Linked DNA regions of Homo sapiens: region 1 is linked to region 2. The links are chromatin contacts, found by Hi-C or POLR2A ChIA-PET in ENCODE. All regions are on one chromosome and are shown on one strand. The core of a region is the stretch at or near the end of the contact, and the rest is flanking DNA. Distances in the headings are between cores, read along the strand shown.

Evidence for each region. Hi-C counts contacts between places; a loop is a spot of excess contacts on that map. ChIA-PET counts read pairs that join two places held with the same protein, here RNA polymerase II (POLR2A). Pooled maps may share reads with other maps.
Region 1: a pooled map shows a loop between it and region 2 (4-fold over the local background). The contact joins the enhancer-like site here to the promoter of MRPL45 in region 2. A Hi-C loop is called at or near these places in 3 of 50 pooled maps. POLR2A ChIA-PET finds 5 or more read pairs at or near these places in 4 of 52 experiments (IMR-90, OCI-LY7 and WTC11).

What each region holds. Positions count from the first base shown.
Region 1 is chr17:38,411,950-38,419,046 of GRCh38, reverse strand. No RefSeq gene overlaps it. Among named protein-coding and RNA genes, the nearest start is that of ARHGAP23, 13 kb to the left of the region's middle. RefSeq lists enhancers at 18-567, 2,406-3,340, 3,167-3,461, 3,341-4,276, 4,277-5,211 and 1 more. Within about 2 kb of position 3,351, at least 10 of the 41 ENCODE cell types and tissues checked have a DNase peak (open chromatin) inside an H3K27ac peak, as active enhancers do; they include OCI-LY7, where a contact is called at or near this core.
Region 2 is chr17:38,295,679-38,302,347 of GRCh38, reverse strand. MRPL45 (mitochondrial ribosomal protein L45) reads right to left here and starts at 5,180. Exons shown (of 8, transcript NM_032351.6): 1 at 5,099-5,180; 2 at 3,722-3,899; 3 at 2,880-2,997. The coding sequence starts at 5,164. RefSeq lists enhancers at 4,745-5,295, 5,296-5,844.

The sequences.
Region 1 (7,097 bases), core at 2,102-4,601, 120 kb before region 2:
GCTCCGGCACCCCCTGTTCTGCCCGTCCTGGGGGCGCTGCTAGGGGAGAGGAGACCCCTGCAAGCGAAGCCGCTTTCCTCATTCCTGAGGCTCATCGGAGTCGGAAGGACCCTACTCTCATGCTACAGGGGCCAGAGAGTGGCTTGCCAGCGGTCTCACCGCACCTTGGCAACAGAGCTGATCCCAGTTGATCCCAGACCAACTGCCTCCCAAGCTGACGACCCGCTGCAGGGGGTGACTGACAGCAGGCCAGAGACACCCAGAGCACTGGGACTCAGGGAGACACTGTGCCACCCCCACCTCGAGATCGCTGTGGGAACAGGGAGCTGTTGCCGACGTCCAGCCTATAGTTGAAGGTGTTCTGAGGCCCTTGGCTGGGTGTGGGAAAAAGAGATGGGGATTCCTGTTGCCCACCCAGTGAGCCATGTTCCTGGCACTTGCCAAGCAGGAGGAGGGGGCTGATCTGTTTATCCACTCCCAGAGAAGGGGGATCTGAACCCCCAGATACTACTGGAGAACATAATGTGTGGGCAGCGGGGCCGCCCACTCTGGTGAAGACCAAGGAGATGGCAAAAAGACACCTTCGCTCTCTGACACCCTCCATCAGGTGTGGCTCCTGACCACCCACTGCCCTCTGTTCTGCATCTGACAGGGCAGGACAAACTGAGAGGGGCATCACATAAATGGTCATGTGAGAGGTGGGCACGCTGCCCTGGGCAGGGGTACGCAATCCCCAGTGGACAAGGGTGGAAATTAACCTGCCCCGAGGTGGGCGGTGGGGTGGAGGCATTGGTTTACAGGCACTGGCTGCCCACACCCCCTGGGCCAATGCCCAGGCTGGCATGAAGGTGGCTTCACCACTTCTCACTGAGCCCTGGCCTCTTTGTTAGGCACCAGAGGATGAGGGAGAGGGGGTGGGAAGCTGAGATGGGGAGAGTTAAGATCCTCAGTGGCTCAGACAAAGGGGGCTTTATAGGCTGGGTGTGGGGGGCATGTTGGGGGCAGGGAGACAGGAATGTGGGCCAGGGAGGCCCTGAGCTCCGGGCAGCCCATTTTGGGGCTGAAGTTGGACTCCCCCAGCCTCCCATGCTGTGGCCCTGCAGGGTATTTGCTGCTTTGCTCCTGGGACTACAGCCAGGAGTACCCGGAGCCCTCATCCTTGGCCTCCCCTGGTGGCAATCTGGTGGGCACTGCCCACGCACTCCCAGTTTTCCCTGACCAGCTGGCTGCCGCCTCTCTTGGCTTCCCCGCCAGTGCCCTCCCAGCGGCCTTGTGGCTCCTGTCTGCTACTCAAGGACCCTGCTGGCTGCCTGGGGAGGGAGGGACAGACTTGGGTGGGGTCACAAGGCTATGAGGTCAATGGGGCCCTTTGTCCCTTCAGACGGAGTCTGTCTTGAGCTAAAGAGACTGGAGACAGAGAAGAGTGTCAGCCAGCAAGCCTGCCCCTCGCCCTGAGCCGCACTCTCCCGGGCTGTGGTGTAGCAGGGCCCTGGCTGTGGAAGCCAGGCTCCATTCTCTCCAGTTGGTTTCCCTCAGGTTCTCTTTCAGTGCTGAGGAAGTGAGAACAAGAAGGTGGTGGCGGCGGTAGCCACCCATGCTGGGCCTTCAAATAGCTGTTGCTTGGCCAGGCCTAGGGTCTGGTGTTGGGCTTTGCAAGATCAGGGACTGTCTGTCCTCAGAGATGCTAATCTGGCTCTCAGGAGTAAACTCCTACTAGCCAAAGTCATGGTGGCTAGATTGCTAAACCCAATGCTATCTTATCAACACACCTTGAACACTGCAGGAAGATTCACAAGCAGAGTTCCTGAATAAGGAAGGGATAGTACCACCCACAGTCTCTGTGCCAGCCTGCAGGGTCCACAAGTGCAGTCCCCCAGTCCTCCCTCCTCCCTGGCAGGCTGGATCCCCCAGTGCTTCTCTTCTTCTACATCCCACAGGGACCAGAACCTTCAGCAACAATGTTGCCTCAGAGGTACAGCAGTGTGGAGAGGGGCAGGGCTCATTTGATATGAGCCCAGGCTGGAGTGCAGTGGTGCAATCACCACTTACTGCTGCCTCCACCTCCCAGGCTCAAATGATCCTCCCACCTCAGCCTGAGCAGCAGGGACTACAAGTGCATGCCACCATGCCTGGCTAATTTTTTATTTTTTTAGAGACGGGGTCTCAGTATGTAGCCCAGGCTTCCATGGATATTTGTTATTTATTCTATCTCTTTGATAAAGTTAAAATAAGATACTTATCTCTTGATGAGTGTCTTGGCCAAAAACAATCTTTTAGGGGTTTAAAAAAAATGTTCCGGGTGGGTCAGCATCGAATTTTCCAACCATCTCTTCCAGAGGCTTCAAGAGGGAGGCAGACCAGGACTCACCTCCCAGACCTGCCATTTAATATTCGCGCAGTCTTGGGCAAGTGTTCTGACCTCTCTGCCCTGCAGCTCCCTTATCTGTAAACCAGACATGCTAACCGCACCACCTCACAGAGCTGTTGAAAGATGACATGAGAATGTGAGTCTAAAATGCTCGGTCTACTGGTGGGCACAGAAGTGATCAATAAAAGTTAAGCACCGGCAGGGTGTGGTGGCTCACGCCTGTAATCCCAGCACTTTGGGAGGCCGAGGCTAGCGGATCACCTGAGGCCAGGAGTTCGAGACTAGCCTGGCCAACAAGGTGAAACCCCGTCTCCACCAAAATTACAAAAAATTAGCTGGGCGTGATGGCACATGCCTATAATCCCAGCTACTAGGGAGGCTGAGGCAGGAGAAATTCTTGAACCTGGGAGGCGGAGGTTGCAGTGAGCCGAGATTGTGCCACTGCAGTCCAGCCTGGGTGACAGAGCGAGACTCCATCTCACAAAAAAAAAAAAAAAAAAAAAAGTTAAGTGCCTTCTACAAAGGGCTGAATTAATTCATTTTATGTTGATTATTATTAGTTTTAGTTCAGCAGGTGACGATTTCTGACCTTGTCCCCAAATTCTAGGAGGCTATACCCTGGCTACAACCGGGTGTTCCCTTTGCGGGTGGCACCTGCTTTCAGCCAGTTGGGGGCTAGAGGTGAAGAATGGCGGTTTCCAGCCTGGTGCTCATCCCTGCCCCCCAGTCTACTTCCTTCCACCTCGGTAGCCTCCAGGGCTCCCTGGGGAACAGGGAGAAGGTAGAAAGGGAGCTAAGAGCCACGGGTAAGGCAGACAACTCCCGGGGTGCCATGGGCCTAGGAAGGGAGGAAGGAGGGGGATTACCCAGGAGGGAGTGGAAGGAGATGAGAGGGAAGGAGGGGGGCGGCGGGTGGCAGGCCCCACTCCTGCACCTGCTGCTCTGAGAACAAAGCCAAGAATGATGCAATCCTGGCCTGGTGCAGCTGAGGCTGCAGGGCCCCGAGAGAGAAGTGGGTGTCAGGGGCGGGGAGGGCAGTGGGCAGCAGGGCAGGACGCCTGACCTTGATTCACAGCCAACGTGTGGCCCCTTCATGAGGACCCTCAGCCTCCTCCTGAAGCCCCTCACCCAGGGCCAGACCCCTCCCCAGTAGTCACAGCCACCTAATAGGCAGGAGTAGGGCATGATGCAACCAGGCCATCACTCCAGGCAGCCTCCTCAGAGGGAGGGGCATGAGGAGAGGCCCCATCCGGCTCTCAGGCCTCGGGCGGCCGGTCTCTGTCCGCACCCTCTCCATACTGGAGACAAAAAGGCAAAGTCCTCCGAGAAGGTGAGATGGGAAGGTTCAGGAGAGCCCTAACCCGGACCCTGCACAAAATAGTGCCTATTTATAGAATTAACTAGAACCCGCAGCAGACACGGACATGGTCCCGGGCCCCAGTCTCTCCCATGAGCAGCCATCAAGCAAGCGGGGGCGGGGTGCATGAACGTGGCATCCACCGTCCCCAGGTGTCCGCCTCGGCCCCCCAACTCTGCCCCGGAGCCAGGAGAACAAAGGCTTCTCGCTCTCCCTCCACCTGGAGGAGGGGGTCGTGTCCCACACACCAGGGCCAGGTGAGGGATGCCTCATGGGCCAGGGTCCCTGAAAGGGCAGGGCGTTTAATGGGCTAACAGAAGAGGACTGGAGACACCGTGTTTAGGAATATTTAAGTGCGGCCTCACCCCACCACCACCGAGGGGACCTGAGGGAACAGCAGGGTGGCTTAGCCCTGAGGAGCCACTAGGTGGCAGGAGAAGCCCAATGACTCACCCAGCTCTGCCCGCGGCCACCAGCAGCCTCCGGGCCCTTCCCCACCTGGAAGCTCCCTCCTCTCTTTTTCCCTACAGCCCGCTCCTCTGCGGCCTCCGGTAAGAGGAGCTTTTCATTCTTCCTCTGCCTTTGGCAAAAAGAATCTCAATCCTAGTTTTCAAAATACTGCTAACAGGGCCGGGCACAGTGGCTCACGCCTGTAATCCCAGCACTTTGGGAGGCCGAGGTGGGAGGATGGCTTGAGCCCAGAAGTTTGAAGTTGTAGTGAGCTACAATAGCGCTGTTGCACTCCAGCCTGGGTGATGGGCGAGACTCTTTCCCTCTCCCAGCAAAAAAAAAAAAAAAAAAAAAAAAAAAGCCCGCTAATAATAATGATCATGGGGCCAGGAACGGTGGCTCACGCCTGTAATCCCAGCACTTTGGAAGGTTGAGGCAGACGGATCACCTGAGGTCAGGAGTTCGAGACCAGCCTGGCCAACATGGTGAAACCTAGTCTCTACGAAAAATACAAAAATTAGCCAGGCGTGGTGGCAGACGCCTATAATCCCAGCTACTCAGGAGACTGAGGCAGGAGAATTGAACCCAGGAGGCAGAGGTTGCAGTGAGCTGAGATCTTGCCACTGCAATCCAGCCGGGGTGACAGAGAGATACCCTGTCTCAAAAATAATAATAATAATAATAATGATCATAATCAGTGCCGAGAGAGAGAGAGAGAGAGATGACACACATTTGAGACAGAGTCTCGCTGTGTTGCCCAGGCTGGAGTGCAATGGCACCATCACCATTCACTGTAGCCTGGACCTTCCAGGCTCAAGCGATCCTCTCACCTCAGCCTCCTGAGTAGCTGAAACTACAGGCGCACGCCACCATGCCCAGCTAATTTTTTACTGTTTATGAAGACAGGGTCTTGCTATGTCGCGCAGGCTTTTGTGGATATTTATTAAGTGCTCAAGATGTACCAGGCATTTTACACACATGTCTCATTTACTCACACATGAGGTAGGAAATAAAACTCAGGAGGAAACAGACCAAAAAAGCATAAAGTGCCCAAGATCACAAAACGAGCAGGCAGTAGAGCCGGGACTCAAACTTGGGTCAGCAAATCCTGGGCCAGGCCCTCCCCAGGAGTCTTAACAGGCAGGCAGGAGCATGGGAGGAAGCGAAGAGCCCGTGGATGCCCCTGAGATGTCTCATCTGCTATCCTCACCACCGCTCTCCCCCACAACCCCTTGAGATTCTAGGAGGGTGTCTTAGTCTTGGGAGTGAGATGTGAAAATGTTGTCTAAGTGATTCAAGCTCACAAAGCCTCTGCCCTGGCTGAGAACCACGGCACCATCCCCGAAGCCTCTCCGCCAGACTCCACAATGCATTCTGCGGTCTCCCCCACCAGCATTTGCTGAAAACAGTTCCCACATAAACTCCCATTCCAATATGGGAGCTCCCCGGTCCAGGCCCAAAGGTGATTCCAGCCTAGAAGACCTTTCCCCACTGCCACCTCCCTCCTGGCCTGGCTCTGCCTCTGACCTGCTCCATGGTTTTTGGCAAACATTCACAGGTATCCCTTCATGTGCTCGGCTGGGGGATGGGGGTCATCCCAGAAGATGAGCAAGACACAGAGCCCGCTCTCCACATGCAGTCGGCGTTTAACATGTCCAGAGCCGTATGGGATCCCAGTCAAAGACATATCTGCCCCGTATCCAGACAGGTTTTTCTTTGTTTTGAGACAGAGTTTTGCTCTGTCACCCAGGCTGGAGTGCAGTAGCTCAATCACAGCTCCCTGCAGCCTTGATCACCTGGGCTCAATCAATCCTCCTGCCTCAGTCTCTTAAATTGGTTGGGACTACAGGCACATGTCACCATGCCCAGCTAATTTTTTATTTTTTTTTCTTAGAGATGGGGTCTTGCCGGCCGGGCGCGGTGGCTCACGCCTGTAATCCCAGCACTTTGGGAGGCCGAGGTGGGTGGATCACGAGGTCAGGAGATCAAGACCATCCTGGCCAACATGGTGAAACCCCGTCTGTACTAAAAAAAAATACAAAAAATTAGCCAGGCGTGGTTGTGGGCATCTGTAGTCCTAGCTACTCGGGAGGCTGAGGCAGGAGAATGGCATGAACCCGGGAGGTGGAGCTTGCAGTGAGCCGACATCACGCCACTGCCCTCCAGCCTGGGTGACAGAGCGAGACTCCATCTCAAAAAAAAAAAAAAAAAAGAGATGGGGTCTTGCCATATTGCCTAGTCTGGTCTTGAGCTTCTGGGCTCAAGCAATGCTCCTGACTCTCTATTTTTTTTTTTTTTTTTGAGACCGAGTCTCCCTCTGTCACCCAGGCTGGAGTGCAGTGGCACGATCTCGGCTCACTGCAACCTCCGCCTCCCAGATTCAAGTGATTCTTCTGCCTCAGCCTCCTGATTAGCTGGGATTACAGGTGCCCACCACCACGCCCAGCTAATTTTTATATTTTTAGTAGAGATGGGGTTTCACCATGTTGGCCAGGCTGGTCTCAAACTCCTGACCTCAGGTGATCCACCTGCCTCTGCCTCCCAAAGAGCTGGGATTACAGGCATGAGCCACCATGCCTTCCCCATACTCCTGACTCTTAAAGTGCCGGGATTATAGGCGTGGGCTACTGCGCCGGACCCATATATCAGGTTTTTCAATACCAGGGCATGGGGAAGAAGAGGCACCAAGAGATGACACCCACTGCATAGTGAAACATCTTGACTTTATCGGTCTCACACACAGGACAGCTGTTGCCAAAGACCTTCCTACCCATTTCCAAACCTTCTCAATGTCCCCCAAGCTCAGCCATTACCATTTCCTCTTACTTTTCTCTCCCAGTATAAATCCAGCTAGCCTCTCCCGTTCTCCCATCATCCCTGGATCTGCAGAATAAGGGCCCAGAAATAAAATCAAGTTTCTCA
Region 2 (6,669 bases), core at 3,931-6,430:
GCTTGGCTAAATTTTGTATCTTTAGTAGAGATGGGATCTCACCATGTTGGCCAGGCTGGTCTCGAACTCCCGACCTCTCAGGTGATCCACCAGCCTTGGCTTCCCAAAGTGCTGGGATTACAGTTGTGAGCCACCTCATCCAGCCACAATCCCAACTTTAAATATCATTTCCTCAGGCAAGTCTTCTCTGATCTCCCAGACCAAGTTATCTTTTTTTTTTTTTTTTTTTTTGAGACGGAGTCTTGCTCTGTCGCCCAGGCTGGAGTGCAGTGGTGCAATCTCGGCTCACTGCAAGCTCTGCCTCCTGAGTTCACACCATTCTCCGGCCTCAGCCTCCTGAGTAGCTGGGACTACAGGCGCCCACCACCGCACCTGGCTAATTTTTTGTATTTTTAGTAGAGACGGGGTTTCCCTGTGTTAGCCAGGATGGTCTCGATCTCCTGACCTCGTGATCCACCCGCCTCGTCATCCCAAAGCGCTGGGATTACAGGCGTGAGCCACCTCGCCCGGCCATTATCTTTCCCTGTCATATGCTCCCATGGCACTCCTACTTCACTACACCTATAATTATTTGTGTGCGATCAGTATTTAATGACTGTTTTCCTCCCCTAGAAGAGAACTGCATGGTAAAACCGTATGTGCTTTGTTCATCATCACCATGGACCCTGCTCACAGTCCAGGAGAGAAATACATGAGAGGAAACATTGCAGTACAGAGTATTAGGAGAAATAAATACAAGTGTGCAATTACAATCACAGCAAAGGCAGCACCAAAAATAGTCATGGAGGCCTTAGAAACAAACATGATAGCCCAGCGTGGTGGCTCACGCCTGTAATCCCAGCACTTTGGGAGGCCTGAGTCTGGCGGATCACCTGAGGTCGGGAGTTCAAGACCAGCCTGACCAACATGGAGAAACCCCATCTCTATTAAAAATACAAAATTAGCCAGACGTGGTGGCACATGCCTGTAATCCCAGCTACTCGGGAGCTGAGGCAGGAGAATCGCTTCAACCCAGAAGGCAGAGGTTGTGGTGAGCCGAGATTGCACCACTGCACTCCAGCCTGGGCAACAAGAGTAAAACTCCATCTCAAAAAAAGAAGAAAAAAAAAGTAGGAGGGGAAAAAGACATTTCAGGCAAAGGAAAGGATGTGCAAAGACAAAGAGGAATGGTACAGTACTGGCAAGGAATTGGCAATTAGTTTGGAAATGCTAAAATTTAGGATGAGAAAAATGGAATAAGGACAAAGAATGATGGTGGAGAAAAAGGCAAGGACCAGATTATAAAAGCTTTGTATACCACTGAAGATATCTGGATTTTATTCTTTGGTTAACAGGAAGCCATAAAAGAGTTCTAAGCAGGGAGGTAATATGATAAAATCTTTTTTATTATTATTTTTTTTTGAGACAGAGTTTCGCCCTTGTTGCCCAGGCTGGAGTGCAATGGCACGATCTCGGCTCACCGCAACCTCCGCCTCCCGGGTTCAAGCGATTCTCCTGCCTCAGCCTCCTGAGTAGCTGGGATTACAGGCATGTGCCACCACGCCCGGCTAATTTTGCATTTTTAGTAGAGATGAGGTTTCTCCATGTTGGTCGGGCTGGTTTTCGATTCCTGACCTCAGGTGATCCGCCCACCTCAGCCTCCCAAAGTGCTGGGATTACAGACGTGAGCCACCGCACCCAGCCAATAAAATCTATATGTAGAGAAATAAGTCATGGCCATGTGAAGAATTCATACTGACTCAATATACTTATGCACATAAACCTATACATGATTTACATATAGTGACAGCGGCTACTCTGGGCACAGTGGCCTATGGGGTAGCCCTGCTCTGCAATGAACAGTACAAATTTAAAAAAAAAGATAGATACAGTCAGAGCTAGACTGGCTGGGTGTGACGGGTCACACCTGTAATCCCAGAATTTTGGGAGGCTGAGGTGGGAGGACTGCTTGAGCCCAGGAGTTCGAGACCAGCCTGGGCAACATAGTGATAACCCGTCTCTACAAAAATTTCTTTTAAAAATTAGCCAGGTCGGCTGGGCGCAGTGGCTCACGCCTGTAATCCCAGCACTTCAGGAGGCTGAGGTGGGTGGATCACGAGGTCAAGAGATCGAGACCATCTTGGCCAACATGGTGAAACCCCGTCTTTACTAAAAATACAAAAATTAGCTGGGCGTGGTGGCATGCGTCTGTAGTCCAGCTACTCGGGAGGCTGAGGCAGGAGAATCTCTTGAACCCGGGAGGCAGAGGTTGCAGTGAGTTAAGAGTGAAACTCCGTCTCAAAATAAATAAATAAATAAATAAATAAAGGGCTGGGCGTGGTGGCTCTCACCTGTAATCCCAGCACTTTGGGAGGCCAAGGCGGGCCTCCTGAGGTCAGGAGTTCAAGACCAGCCTGACCAACAGACCAACATGGAGAAACCACATCTCTACTAAAAATACAAAATTAGCCGGGCATGGTGGCACATGCCTGTAATCCCAGCTACTCAGGAGGCTGAGGCAGGAGGATCATTTGAATCCAGGAGGCGGAGGTTGCGGTGAGCCAAGATCGTGCCATTGCATTCTAGTCTGGGCAACAAGAGCGAAACTCCATCTCAAAAAAAAAAAAATTAAATATATGATTAAAAAAGGATCCTATACACTCCAAAGTCAACTCCCTAACTGATATGACAAAAATTACCAATAAAGGCAGGGATGCTGAGAATCAGGAAGCCCACATTATTCTGCATTAAATACAGACTCTAGTACAAAGGAGAAAATACCATCATGTTATTAAGAGAATGACACCCAACCCAATTAACCCAAAAAGGTCTCTTTGGGATAAAGTAGCAACAAAAAATTGTTATTCTAATACCAATACCCAATTGTCTCAGACACCTACGACACTTGTGATGCCATAGTCTTCTTCATTCGTTCAGTTCTCTCTATCAGTCCCTCCTTTGAAAGAGATGATATGCGTGCATCACCCTCAGGAGGAACATAGGCATCAAATATACCAGCTGTAATAAAGGAAGAAAAAAATTAAGAAAGTGTTGAAAGATTGAGAAAAACTCATAAAATTGAAGTAATGTAAAATTGGGAAGGATTGTGGATATGAAGTAGACTAATGAAACAGACTTCCATGTAGAGAGAACTATGTTACACTAGAAAAAAACAAAACAAGGCCGGGCACAGTGGCTCACACCTGTAATCCCAGTACTTTGGGAGGCCGAGGCGGGCGGATCACAAAGTCAGGAATTCAAGACCAGCCTGGCCAAGATGGTGAAACCCCATCTCTACTAAAAATACAAAAATTAGCCGGGCATGGTGGCAGGTGCCTGTAATCCCAGCTACTTGGAAGGCTGAGGTAGGAGAATCGCTTGAACCCAGGGGGGCAGAGGTTGCAGTGAGCCCAGATTGTGCCACTGGGCGACAGAACGAGACTCTGTCTCAAAAAACAAAACAAAACAAAACAAAAAAAGCCAGAAAGATTTAAGTCTTCTCTCAGAGCCTCAGTTTCTACTTCCACAAAATGGAGAAATTTCACTCTTGCCTTCTAGGGACAGTGTGAAAGTAAGTTCAAAGAACAACTTCATGATATATAGTGTATATAAGGTTAATCATTATTGAGGTTGAACTGACTTCGTGCTTAATTAAATATTATCAATCATAGTCCAAGTCATCCCAAGTTCCAGAAGATCTCTGACAGAAGGATCCCAGGTCAGGGTCCCAGAAATACCTCACCTGTACAGGCCAGATGTATGGAACGGTCCGATTTTTCTGGAGGAATAACCAATCCTGCTTTCCGGGCATGTTGCATAAACTCCTTTTCTGTTTTAAATTTAGGTTGATAAATAGGAGGTGTGAAACGTTTTTTAGTTCTTACTGGAACTATAGCTGCGGACTGAGTCACCAGAACTGGCTGGAAGGTAAAGGAAAGGTTAGGAACCTAGAAAAAAGATCTACTATCTTTTACAAACTCTAAGCAAAGCACTATAGAGAGGGAATATCCAAAGAATGCTTCAGGAACAATTATAAAACAATATCACAGGGAAAAAATGCATTAGGACCTTAATACTTATGGGTGTCTCTAAATAGAAGACAGTTAGCAACCTTTATTAACATCACATTTACTAAAGGCTTTCCTTTAGAACTTCCCACAGTACAGGACTATGCTAACTCCTACGGATACTGAGTTGATCAAAGCAAGTTTCAAAAACTGATGGTGATGGGGAAACACCAACTCAATACTGAAATGGGCAGAATACTATTCTTTATTATTTTTTGAGGCAGATCGCTAGCCTAGAGTGCGATGGCACGATCACGGTTCACTGCAGCCTTGACCTCCTGGGCTCTAGCTATCCTCCCACCGCAGCCTCCCAAGTAGCTGGGACTAAGGAGTGCGCCATCGCATCTGGCTAATTTTAAAATTTTTTTGTAAAGACCAGGTCTTATATGTTGCCCAGGCTCATTTCGAACTCCTGGGCTCAAGCCATCCTTCTGCCTCGGACTTTCAAAGTGCTGGGATTACAAGTGTGAACCACCGCGCCGGGCCCTGAATGCTATGCTTAAAGCATAAGCAAAGTCCTCTTGTAGGCATCTGCTCCATATGTACTCGTGATATTTTGCTCATCCTATCGGGAGTCTCGCTGTAAACTTTATTCTGTCGTTTTAGCACCCAACTGACCAATAAACCCTCGAAAGATCAGGAGATCTTTTCTCTCTGATCATGAGGTTTGCTCAGACGGGGCAGTGACAATATGGGACGCCCTCATTTTCGGCTACTCTTCAACGTAGTTCACTTATAAGAATCGAAGATTAGGGAGTCCACCTTCCAACCCATTACTTGTCTCTCCTTTAATATCTCCTCGCCAGACAGACCCAAACCAATCCGGAAAAACTTAATATCCGTTAATTCACTCGCTCTCATGGCCCTGTCTAGGCTATCCCCATTCGACCACTGAGCTCCGCAGCTAGGTCCTGTCCACCTAAGCCTCTTCCCCGGCCTAGGTATGACTCGTATTGTCCCAGCTCACCAAGGACAATTGCACAGAGAGTATTTCCCTCGACTCTGTCCTCTCCTGTAGCCCCTAGGGTCCTATCGGCCCCGTCCCTACCCACCTGCCGAGACCACCAGCCCAAAAACCTCGATAAACAAGAGAACCCTTGAGGTATGGGGGCTGCCATCTTGTTCCCGCAAAGGCCGCCGGGAAGGGAGCTGAGAGTGAAGAGCGTCGGGTAGGAGAAAAGCCGCATAGGGTGGAGCTAGCACAGGAGTGGAATTTTCCAGGGAGCGCGCCCTCCGCCGAAATGTGAGCAGCGAGGACGCGCACGTGCTCGCGGGAGTGGGGGAGGGTGGAGTAAGGAGGGCGGAGTACGGCCGCGCGTGCGCAGGGAGACAACGTTGGGCGTAGGGTGGAACGAACTGTTGTCCCCCGCCAGCGAGAGAGCGCTTGAACGCGAGCTGCGCCTGCGCCCGAGGCTTTCTGAAGGCCGGGGAATGGGCATTGCTGTATGCTTGGCACATTGCCGTTTATTCCATTAGTTAAAAAAGGAAAAGGAGGCCGGGCGCGGTGGCTCACGCCTGTAATCCCAGCACTTTGGGAGGCCGAGACCGGTGGATCACCTGAAGTCAGGAGTTCGAGACCAGCCTGGCCAAAATGACGAAACCCCGTCTCTACTAAAAATACAAAAATTAGCCGGGCGTGGTGGCACACGCCTGTAGTCCCAGCTGCTTGTAAGGCTGAGGCAGGAGAATCGCTTGAACCCAGGAGGCAGAGGTTGCAGTGAGCCGAGATCGCGCCACTGACTCCAGCCAGAGCTAGACTCCGTCTAAAAAAAAAAAAAAAAAATTAGTCGTAGGGTGGAACGCACGGTTGTCATGCGCCAGCAAGAGAGCGCCGGGCTTGGTGGCAGGCGGCTGTAGTCTGAGCTACTTGGGAGGCTAAGGCAGGAGAATCCCTCGAACACAGGAGGCGGAGGCTGCAGTGATCCGAGATCCCGCCACTGCACTCCAGCGTCGGTGACAGAGAAAGACTTTGTCTCAAAAAAAAACAAAAAAAGAGATTGACTACTGTCTTCTACTATGTTTACTAAAGCAGAAGACACGTGAATTGACAAAAACATTTGTGATTTGTCATTTCGGAAAGGAGTCACAGAGCAATTACGTAATTTACTTAAGGTTAGATAGATGATAACTGGCAGAACCGAGATTTGAATCTAAGCAGTCTAATTCCAGAACCCATGCAGGTAACTGCTACGTGCTGCTTCATGTTAAGTTGTTAAAGGATTCGTGATGTTGGGATCACCCTGGTAAATTCAGTAGTGTAAACGTTGCTGAAAGGCAGACACTTTCCACACTTAGCCGTTGGTTATTATTCTGCCAATTACAGCTTACAGAGTTCTCATCTACAATATTTTGCAATAAGTTAGGAGCTACAGGCTGTACATACAAGAAATTTCAGGCTGAAGTAGAATTGCTACAAAGGTCGAAGCAAAGTGCTGGGGACTATCAGAAGAACTGAAAGATTACTTTTGGGTTTGGAGATCACGTGTTGTTGTTGTTTTTGGAGACGGAGTCTCACTCTGTCACCCAGGCTGGAGTGCGGTGGCACAATCTCGGCTCACTGCAACCTCTGCCTCCCAGGTTCAAGCGATTCTCCTGCCTCAGCCGCCAGAGTAACTGGGATTAC